2 separate regions of the Mus musculus genome follow, and region 2 is linked to region 1. A link is a loop called in an ENCODE intact Hi-C map of the cell type or tissue named here. Cell type or tissue: heart. All regions are shown on one strand. Each heading gives the region's core, and the rest is flanking DNA. Links, peaks and the distances in the headings are about the cores only.

Region 1 (4,787 bases), core at 577-4,576:
CAAAAAATAAATAAATTAAAAAAAAAAATAGAAAGAAAATCACAGAGAAAGGAAGTGAGAAGAAAATGCCCATGTCATTTTTGAATTGATGACGATAAAATGCTTATTTGTAAGAGTGACCCTCATACATAGGAGTGACTGTAGCTGGCAGCTAATCCATCCTTATACACACTTAGAAATTCAAGAGTATTTCTAACATTTTCTCTGGCGTTTACATAAAACAAACTGTGTCTGAAAAAGGCCAAAGAATTAAATGTCACCCGTGTGTCACTGCACTGAGTGAATCTTTTGTATGCATGACCGCACTCAGTCCTCATTAGAGCCTTGAAAAGTTGAAGTCAGGGAAACCCTTGATGTCACCTCCTGTTCACCAGTGGTAAAATGTAGTACTTTGTCCAGAAAGAAAGGGAGGGCGTGAGATTAAAAAGTCAAGGGTCTTGAATGTTATGCTTTGGAAGAGACTAGATTCTGTTTATCTTTGCTGGGTCATTATTTAGACAAAGGGGCCCCAAAGGATTCTCAGAAGGGATGTCAAATGGTCAGTTGTGTTTTGAGATGATAACAAAGATGGTTTTGGGAGGCAGCTCTTAAGAGGTTGGAGAGTTAAAAACAAGAGACGGTATCTGCAGGTACAGAACACTTCCCCTGTTCAAGCTGACTGCAGGTGACTGAGTGGACACAGCGTCAAAGACAACTTCAGGGTTTGGGGTAGCAAAAACAGAGAACTCAGATAAAGAACACTCTGTGAAGGAAAGATGAGACTAGGGATGACTGCAGTGCAGGGGAGTGGCTGGTTTCAGGACCCCTGGCCCCAGGGCACAGAAAGCTTCAGCTAGGCTAGTCTGGTAATCTTTATATACACTGTTTGCCTGTAACCTACAGAAACCTCTCTAGACTATTGTACTTCCGAAGGCAATGCAAATACCATGTAAATAATTGTGTTCTGTGAAGGACAGAGAGACACAGGGAAGGCTCTGCATACATTCAGTACAAAAGTGCCCTAAATAATTATCTTGGCACTATCAAATCAGGAATCTCGCCAATGCTTGGAAAGTTTTGATCGACAGTTTTTGACTCGGTACATGTACACTCTGGGGGGGGGGCACACACAAATGGGGCATTTATAGTTTCTGGAAACATTTGGGAAGTGTGTCTAGAAGTTCAGAAATGACTGGTCTGGAAAGAGAGGTAATGGGGGAAGAGGGTGGTGAGAAGCAGAGAGCATGGGGAGCCTGAGGAGAAAAGGGCATCAAGGGGACCAACGTCTTTAGAAGCCCACACCTGAGAAATCCTTCCATCACCAACCTGGGTGGAAAAGAGTGGGACAGTCAGGAAGGCTGAGTGGCTTTATCACATAAAAACATCTCCAGGAGGGGGTTAGTCAATGGAATGTTACTAAGCCAAGGAAGGAAAAAAAAAAAAAAAAGATCTGTAAACAGGCAAAAGGATTTGGCACTTAGAAGGTCACAGATGACGTCTGAGAAAGCGGGAGACTGATGGTGCTTTATAGTGCTTGTTGAGTGCGGAGGGTGGGGGAGGAAGAGATGCAGGAAACCAGGGAGGGAGGGGGGAAACCCGGAGTGAGGTAGTGCTTTAGGATTGGAGGTAAAACTATAAAGGGGGAGTTAGGGAGTGGGAGACAATATATATGGGGGGAAATGAAGAAAAGAGATGAACTGAAAAGATCAGGGGTTCTTGATCTTGGAACAGGCCTTCTATTCCAAAAGGTTCCATATTGTGGAGCAGAACACACACATTATGTTTTTAAGGGTGGCTGGAAACTCTGGCATAGAAAGAGTTGTGTGCTTCTCTGGTGCTGGTTACAGAATCATCTCTTTTCTTCATCTTCAGTGAAGATGAAATACTAACCTATGGTCTTCCAGGGTATGCTGGATTTTACAATTCAACTTACTGTTTTTTAGGGTTTTTTTTTTTTTTTTTTTTTTTTTTGAGACAGGAGTCTAAGTAGCCCAGGCTGACTTCAAATTCATCGTCTTCCTGCCTCTGCCTGCAAAATGCCGGGATTACAGGTGTGCACCACTAAGCCTCACTGGTTTTATTTTAGTGTGAGACTTAGAGAATTATATATTGATTCTCTCAGCTCGTCCGCACTAGCCTACTTTATAAAATGCCCGTCTTTGCTGGTTACGGCATGCCTCTATTGATCAGTGTGCTACCAGTCCTCAAGACTGCCAAACATAAACAATTCAGGAATAAAATCTGCTTTTTGTTTTTAAAGATGAGGTCAGCTGTGGTCGACCATTCTTTATGGCTCTCCGGAGTTGCTTGGGGATGAAAGGAATTACTGGGTTAGAAAAACAACCAAGACAGTGGTTTCAAGATGGAAGACAGAAGAGAGAGCTAATTATTAGGGTTTTGTTTGTTTTGGTGGAGGTAAGAACGTGGTTTAGTTACAAGTTAGTATCTTAGACCACCGCCTGCAGCATCACCTAGAAACTTCCTGGAAATGCAAATTTCGAAGCCACACTTCAGTTTCAGCACCGCTGGGGGTGGTACCCAGTTTTAATGATGCCCCCCTGGGCAAGACTGCCCGGCCTAAGTGCTATGTGTTTATTGACACGCGGCCTTTTGACTCACAGCCTAAGTGCCCATCCAGCAGGCATTCCTTGGGGGGTACACTTGAGAAATACAGAATAGCAGGTTGCCCCCAAACCCGCTCTATCAGAACACACGCCCCAGAGAAATCAAGCCTGGTGTGTCTTCTCCCGCGTCAGCATAAGCAAGGAGGCTCTCTTTCCCCAGCGAGTTCGGAAGCCTGACGGCCCAATTGGATACGCCGCGAAATTGCTTTAAAGCGGGTTACCCACTGAGCCGGGTACACTGCACCCCTCTCGCTGTCACCCCACAGCTACTGCAGGGCTTGGGGTCCTGCAGGGTAGAAAGGAGGCTCTGAAGGGGAGAGCCTGCGAGCGTCGAGCATCCTAGGCGGCCCCCCCGGAGCAGGTGTGTGGGGAAGGGTCTGCGGCTCGGCGCCCCGGGGCGCGCGGGCGGAGCCGGGGGTCGGGCGGGGAGGGGCCGGCGCGCGGGGCGGGCGGCTGCGCGGCTCCCGCCCCCGGCCCGCCCCTCCGCGGCGCCATTTTGCAGGCGGCTGCCGCGGGGACCCAAGGCGGCGGCAGGCACTGCGGCGCGAGCGGTGCGATCGGCGGGACGCGAGCCCAGCGAGCTGCAGGCAGGTGAGAGCCGGGCCGCCGCGCCCCACGCCCCACGCCGGGTCCGCGGCAGCACCTGCCGGCAGCCCCGGTTGCTCGCCGAGCCCACGAGGCCGGCCCGCGCGGCCCCCGCGCGCTGTCACCCACCCGCGGCGCGGCCTGCGCCCCCACGCCGGCTCGCGCGGCCCGGCGGCCCCGGCTGCAGTGTCAGGCCGTGCGTCCCCGGCGCTCACTGCCGCCCCGCCGGGTGCCCCCGGGACAGCCACCGTGGGCTCGCCGTGCTGCGTGGCTTGCTGCGCGCCCCTCCCCAGGTGGTGCGCCCCGCATCCCCGCGCCCGGGGATTCAGGGTCAGCCCGAGGGGCGGGGGATGGCGGTGCTGTTTCCAGTCTGGCTTCCTTCCCTCTTTGCGGAAGGCGACACGGAGTAATTTTAGATGCCGCTGCACCAACCTTGCGACCTTTCACGCTGGCCTGCCCCGCAGGGGTCCGGGGTCGCCTTGTTGCCTGCGCTCTTGACCGAGAAATTGACATTGGAGTGTGATAACTTGAAGGTGAAGAATTGTCTTCATCGTTTGGCCGGAGATGTCCCATTAGATGTGTAGCCTATGGGAACTCGGCCTTCATTCCGGATGAGGGGCTTTAAGCGGGTCTGATGGGAAACTCCTGATTTTCAGCGCAAGGGGTGAGGGCAAGTGCACAGGGAAGAAAGTTAGCTTTTTGAAGGCTACTTGGGGTTGGGGCATTTGTAGTAGCTGTTAGTCTGCTTTTTGCGGTGCTGGGAGACCGGATGATGGCGAAGATGCTATCCCTTCTGACGCTTGGGTCCTCTGAACTAAGGCGGCCAGGGATGTGAGGATCTGGTATCTGAGTCCTGAGACAGCCTGGTTTGAGCTGTCATTAACTGGCCATGTGACTTCCCTTAGGCAGTTTTCTCCTTTCTGAAGGCTAGGCTAGGTGGCTGAAATTTTTCTGTTTTTTGTTTGAGTGCTATTGGGCTGAGGCCTCACCTGCTCCGTTTCTCTCATCTGCCCTTTCATCTTGTGTGACTTTGCTGGCCTGCTCCTTTAAGGTGTTTGACTCTGGTGAAGTTTGTGAGAGGCCTTCTTCACCTCTTAGAAGTTCAGGATTCTCTGCTGGGTTATAGTTGACCTTATCAGGGTCACTTTAGAACTACTCTCTATGCTTAGCTCATCCAAAAGTTAATAGCTTTGGGCAGTTGAGGCTGTCCACCGTGTTAGCACTCATGACACACCTGGTAGTTAGTTAAAAGGAGGCCCTGAGCATCCTCAGGCAGACATCAGCGAGGCATGAGGTATCTGTTCTCTAGACAATGTCTTTTGCTCAACTGTTAACTGATTCTTTCTTTTTATACCAGAGTATTTCCATCACCCCGACTCCCACCACTGTTTTATTCTTGTGGGAAGTAATTTCTGTAAGAAAGTAGGTGTTTGCCCGGCGGTGGTGGCACGAATCCTTAATCCCAGCACTCAGGAGTCACAGGCAGGATTTCTGAGTTCAAGGCCAGCCTGCTCTACAGAGTGAGTTTCGGGGCAGCCAGGGCTACACAGAGAAGCCTTGTCTTGACCACCACCACCTTAAAAAAAAAAAAAAAAAAAG
Region 2 (4,787 bases), core at 274-4,273, 240 kb after region 1:
TCCCCAGTTGATGATTTTTCAGTTCCCCTCCCAACCCTCCCCAAGACCATCATGATTCACAGGGCACTCACAGTCTGCTTGGCTCTCCTAAATTGGACTGGTACCACTAGGAAGGCAGAATGCTTCAGCTCGGTTGAAATGGTTCAGTTCTGAAATATACTCAGGAGTCCTTTAAAACAACAAAAAGAGAAAACTAGAATTGATAAATAAGTCTGAGAACTGAAATACAATCTAATCTAATATGCAAATCATCAAACCAATACTAAAGAGTCACGCAAAATGGAGCAGTATTTGAACATGAAAATAAGGGCAGCGCAAACATATTCCAAAAAGCAAACAGGGCATGATCTATGTTATTTTAGAAACTAAAAACCTATCCCTGGGTTCGATCCCAGCAATCCCCAGTATTTCAAGAAAAGAAGCCTGTGAACTGTTTTTTTTCCTCCCAAATAAGTTAGTGGAAATAATACAGCAACAAACAAACAGAGGAGATCAGACACATCGTCTGAGCTCTTTCAATTACTGCTCTTCTGGGCTTTTCACTGAGACAGCCTGAGTCCTGAAAAGCCTTGGTCTCCTTACCTGTACTTTGACTCTCAGTTGTCCCCAGTGATACGTGGGGCCTAAAATGAAGAGTGTTCACGATGGCCTCGGCTTCCATCATGAGCCTGTCAGTTTCTTAACTGCTTGGCTTTTACACCTTTAGGTTGATTTTTCAGTTGGATCTAATTTTCTCTAACTGCAGGCCATATGGCTCCCCTAGCCCTTTGTTTGTTCCTTCCCAGTAAATTGCCAGGAGTGGGGTTTCTGGGTCACAGCACACGACTAATAATACCTCACCAGATTGTTTTACTGCTGGGCACGGTGGTTTATGCCTGTACCAGGGCATTCTGGGAAGATGCAGGGAGGATTGCCACAAATTTGAGGCCTGTCTGGTCTACACAGCAAATTTCAGCTACATACTGAAAGCCTGTTAATGAGCTCACAAACACACTCCAAACTAACCAAGGAACCAAACAAAAAAAGCCCTAACTGACTTACAGTAGTCTCAACTAAGTATGAATGGGAAACAGAATAGTGCACTTTCAATGTCAAGTTTTACACAGACAGTTAATCTCTGAAATAAATGCCAGGCATGGGTAGCAGTTTTCTCCTTTCCAAATATGATGGAAAGGGGATGGAGGGATACTTAGAAGTTTTAAGAGCTCTGGTTGCTCTTCCAGAGGACCTGGATTTGGTTCTGAGCTCCCCTGTGGCAGGGGCTCACATAACCATTCACGGCTCTAGTGCCAGGGCATCCAGCACCCTCTCCTGACCTCCACAGAACCAGGTGTGTATACAGGCGAATGTGGATGCAAAACACTCATGCACATAAAATAAACACTAGTCTTTTAAAAAAGGAATAGACAAAAGGAACCCCAGGCAATGTCAAGTCATGATTGTTGGTTGTAAAGCAATCTTTCTAGCCCTTAAGCAGGGCCACTTGTTCCCAAACCTGACACTTTCAGGCAACCTCTAGGTTAGGGTTGCTGTTGCCATTGTCTCTGTCTATTTAATAGATGTAAAGACAACAAACAAACTTGCTTTAATTTGCATCTTATTCAGAAAATGACTCATCGTTTAGTCCCTGCTATAAATAATATGGAAAGCTTGTGTCAGATTCAAATACAACCCAAATCATCCCTTAGCTTTCTATTTCCTTCGCCTCCTCGAAGCTCTCGGATGTGTGTGTAGGTAAAGTAGTTCCTTTTCTTCATTGAATAGTTAATTTTTCAAGATGTTTGGCATTTTAATGCAAAATTTTGATTCCTGTTTGCGATATAATTAAATTTGCACGTCTTTAGTCCCATTCTCCCAGGAGTTTCTCTTAAGGAAATGGAGAATTCTGCGCACCCGCAACTGCTATTAAACCACGGTATTCAAAGTACAAGAAAATAGACAATCATGAAAACGCCTAGACAGGGCAGTGAAGGCGCACGGCGACGTTGAGAATGAAACTGTGCAAGGGAGTAATGACTGTGGTGGAATAACGAGGTAAAATTATGTTCGCTGTAGCTACTACAAAGAGAGAAGAAAACAGCCAAGGACAGTCAAAAGATGCCACCCCCATCCCCAGCGATGCTGAGCTGTGAATCTGGCTCGGGAAGGAAAGGCTGGCTCCCGGCCTGGCTGCCCTGGGATTCGGTTCCTCCAGGAGTCGCGCAGCAGGGGGTGTACAGTCACCTCCCAGCCAGACTCAGCCCCAGTCCCAGTCCCAGTCCTAGTCCCCGTGGCCTCAAGGCCCCGAGAGGCGCAGTGAGCCGAGCTTGACGACGGAAGGCTGAGTGCTCGCCAAGGCCTGGCTTCAGCAGCCCGCTTACCTGCCACCGATGCGACGCAGCGCCCAGAATCGGTCTGCTGATCCGACAACGCGGGGGAGCCGGGAGTGGAAAGGGGCGGGGCAGGCGGGAGCTAGGCTGGGCGAGGGGCGGGGCGTGATGCTCACCAATGGCCGCGCCGCGTCTCTCGCGGGGGGGTGGGGGGTGGGGGAATGAGTCACCGCTCCGGACTGGCTTAAATGCTTGTATCTGTTTAAACCGCCCCCAGTGTCAGCACTCCCTGACGACGCTCAGCAACTATAAAAATCATCTTTAATGGAAGACTGATCCAGTACCCAATGCTCCCGTTACATAATGGGTAGTTGAGAAAATGAAAGGTTACCTAACGGAGCGAGGAAGCCATCGTTGAACTTTGGTAACAAGAAATTGGTAACGAAGATTTTCGACATTTTCCCACAAACTATAAAAGAATTAGAGGCCTAGAAAGTATATTGGCCATTGCATGTTGACTTATTTATTCTCTGCTGATTCCTTCTTTTCCCCTTCTTTCCTTTCTTTTTCTTTTCTCTCCTTCCCTTTTTTCTTTATCTTTGGAGACAATCCCATAGCCCAATTTGGCCTGGTGTTCCTACTAAGTAATTTAAGCTGACCTCAAACTCAAAGCAATGCTTCTCCCTCAATCTCGTGAGTTCTAGGATTGTAGACTCGCACCACCACACCCAACTCATTTAATCACTTTTTTCTTTTATTGTGTCCAAAGGAAAAAATGCACTGCATTTAACAGCTCCCACCAAACACAGCCTGAAACAGCTTAAAGGAAATGATGTTCTTGTTCAAGATGCCTGCTGACTTGGACAGGTGAAAGCCTGCAGTCAGGAGACTCTCAAGTTCAAGGCTGACCTGGGCAACATAATGAGACCTTTTTAAAACAGGGGAGGGTTAGGAGCTGGGGCACTGGCTCAGTTCCCAAGCGTGAGGACCTGAGTTTGGAATCCAGGGACCACTGGGCAGTGATTGGGGAAGACATGACATTGACCTCTGGCCTCTACACATAGGTTGACATGCACCCTCATGTCCATACTACACATGTAACACACTCCAAAGCCATGTAAATAAATTGCTGCCAATACTGAGACAGAAGAGGTCATAAATCACAGGGAAAACATAATATCCTGTCCTCTTGCTGAGGGCGAGACACTGAAGATCATTAACAGACACAAGATTGGGTTTGGATTAAATATTTGTATCCAGTATTAGGATCCAGGGAGAGAGGGTGGTAAGGAACTATCCGAGCCAGGAGAATTATAGTTGTTTATTAAGTACTCTTGTGTAATCCTTGTGTCCCCCCACCCTGTGTGTGTGTGTGTGTGTGTGTGAGCGCGCGCATACATGGGTAGGCTCACACAGTTGTTGACAGTTGTTGGGGAAGAGGCCATGAGAGGGCTGGAAAATACAGCCTTTGGCTGAGATGATTCAATTACAGTGAAATTAGATTTCAGCGGTGCTGGTGTCTGCTTGACCTTTACTCTGGGTTCTTAATGAAGGCATTGACCATCTTCCAGAGCCTTGCCTTCCTGCCTCAGAGAATACTCATTGTGATCAGGATGACTGCATCTGTCAAGAGGGCAGGGGAGGAGTGGGAGGGTGTCTAGATTAGCTTAGGTAAGGGACCAGCTTCCCACCCCGCTTCCACCTGGCCTCCCCCACAGAGGGACTCTGAAAGGCTTGATTAAAAGACATCAAAACTCAGCTTTTTCCTCAAAGAATCAAATATCTATTGGCTGACTGCTCTCTACCCACTAGGAAGTGGCAATGAAAGCTTTTTTGGGTGGGGGTTGAGAGGTTTCTAGAGACAAAAGAGGACCAACCAGAAGCTCGGCAGCTACCTGGTTATAATAATAGCCTACCTGGTTATTGTTGCTATGCAAGCCTGGGCATAATGGTATAAGCCTGTCAACCAAGCACTTGGGAGGTCATTGTTGGGAGAAACGACATAATTTAAAATAAGCATGTGGCCGGCGAGTTTATGGCAAGGCTGAGAGGAGTCGGGGAGCCTCTTTCTGCTGTTTGGTGGCTGTTTTGAGTTACGGCACTGCATAGAGAGTGTGGTGGGTTTGTTGTTTTGAATGGCGGAATGAGACTGTGAACCTGACAATGGTTGGAGCCATCACCAAAGCTAATTTGCAACACTGCATTATTTTTCTTTCATTTAATAAAGAGAACGAGGCAAACTAGTCTTGACAAGAATGCTCTGAAAAGGCCATCACAAAACTCCCTCTGAAAACTCTGGCTTCCCCCTGATGTATGCTTTATGCCTCTGATTTTTTCTGCCAAGGAGAGGCGCCTTGAGACGGAAAGCTAAAGAGAGAGGGACATGAGGACTCAAGCCTGCACTAAGGCAGAAGCCTGCATCTGTGTTAAACACATTCCAGACCCCAGGCCTATTGGGGTAGAGTCTTAGGGAAGTAG

Evidence for each region. Hi-C counts contacts between places; a loop is a spot of excess contacts. Peaks named below come from ENCODE experiments on the same cell type or tissue, not always from the same donor. Only the 100,000 strongest peaks of a DNase experiment are listed, where the experiment ranks them.
Region 2: it touches region 1 in a loop (4-fold over the local background); 1 of 42 quality-filtered maps calls a loop at or near these places.

The regions. Positions count from the first base shown.
Region 1 is chr2:132,143,419-132,148,205 of GRCm38, reverse strand. It overlaps Slc23a2 (solute carrier family 23 (nucleobase transporters), member 2), which reads left to right and starts at 3,098. Exons shown (of 16, transcript NM_018824.2): 1 at 3,098-3,194. Gm14051 (a long non-coding RNA gene) reads right to left here and starts at 4,627. Exons shown (of 3, transcript XR_866753.3): 1 at 3,621-4,627. In heart, for the core only: no CTCF peak of the experiment used is centred there; DNase peaks (open chromatin) are centred at 2,855, 3,495 and 3,865; H3K4me3 peaks cover 2,449 bases; H3K27ac peaks cover 2,189 bases.
Region 2 is chr2:131,907,577-131,912,363 of GRCm38, reverse strand. It overlaps Prn (prion protein readthrough transcript), which reads right to left and starts at 2,436. Exons shown (of 5, transcript NM_001278259.1): 1 at 2,361-2,436; 2 at 72-169. Prnp (prion protein) reads right to left here and starts at 2,436. Exons shown (of 3, transcript NM_011170.3): 1 at 2,361-2,436; 2 at 72-169. In heart, for the core only: no CTCF peak of the experiment used is centred there; DNase peaks (open chromatin) are centred at 2,423 and 3,723; H3K4me3 peaks cover 1,768 bases; H3K27ac peaks cover 1,529 bases.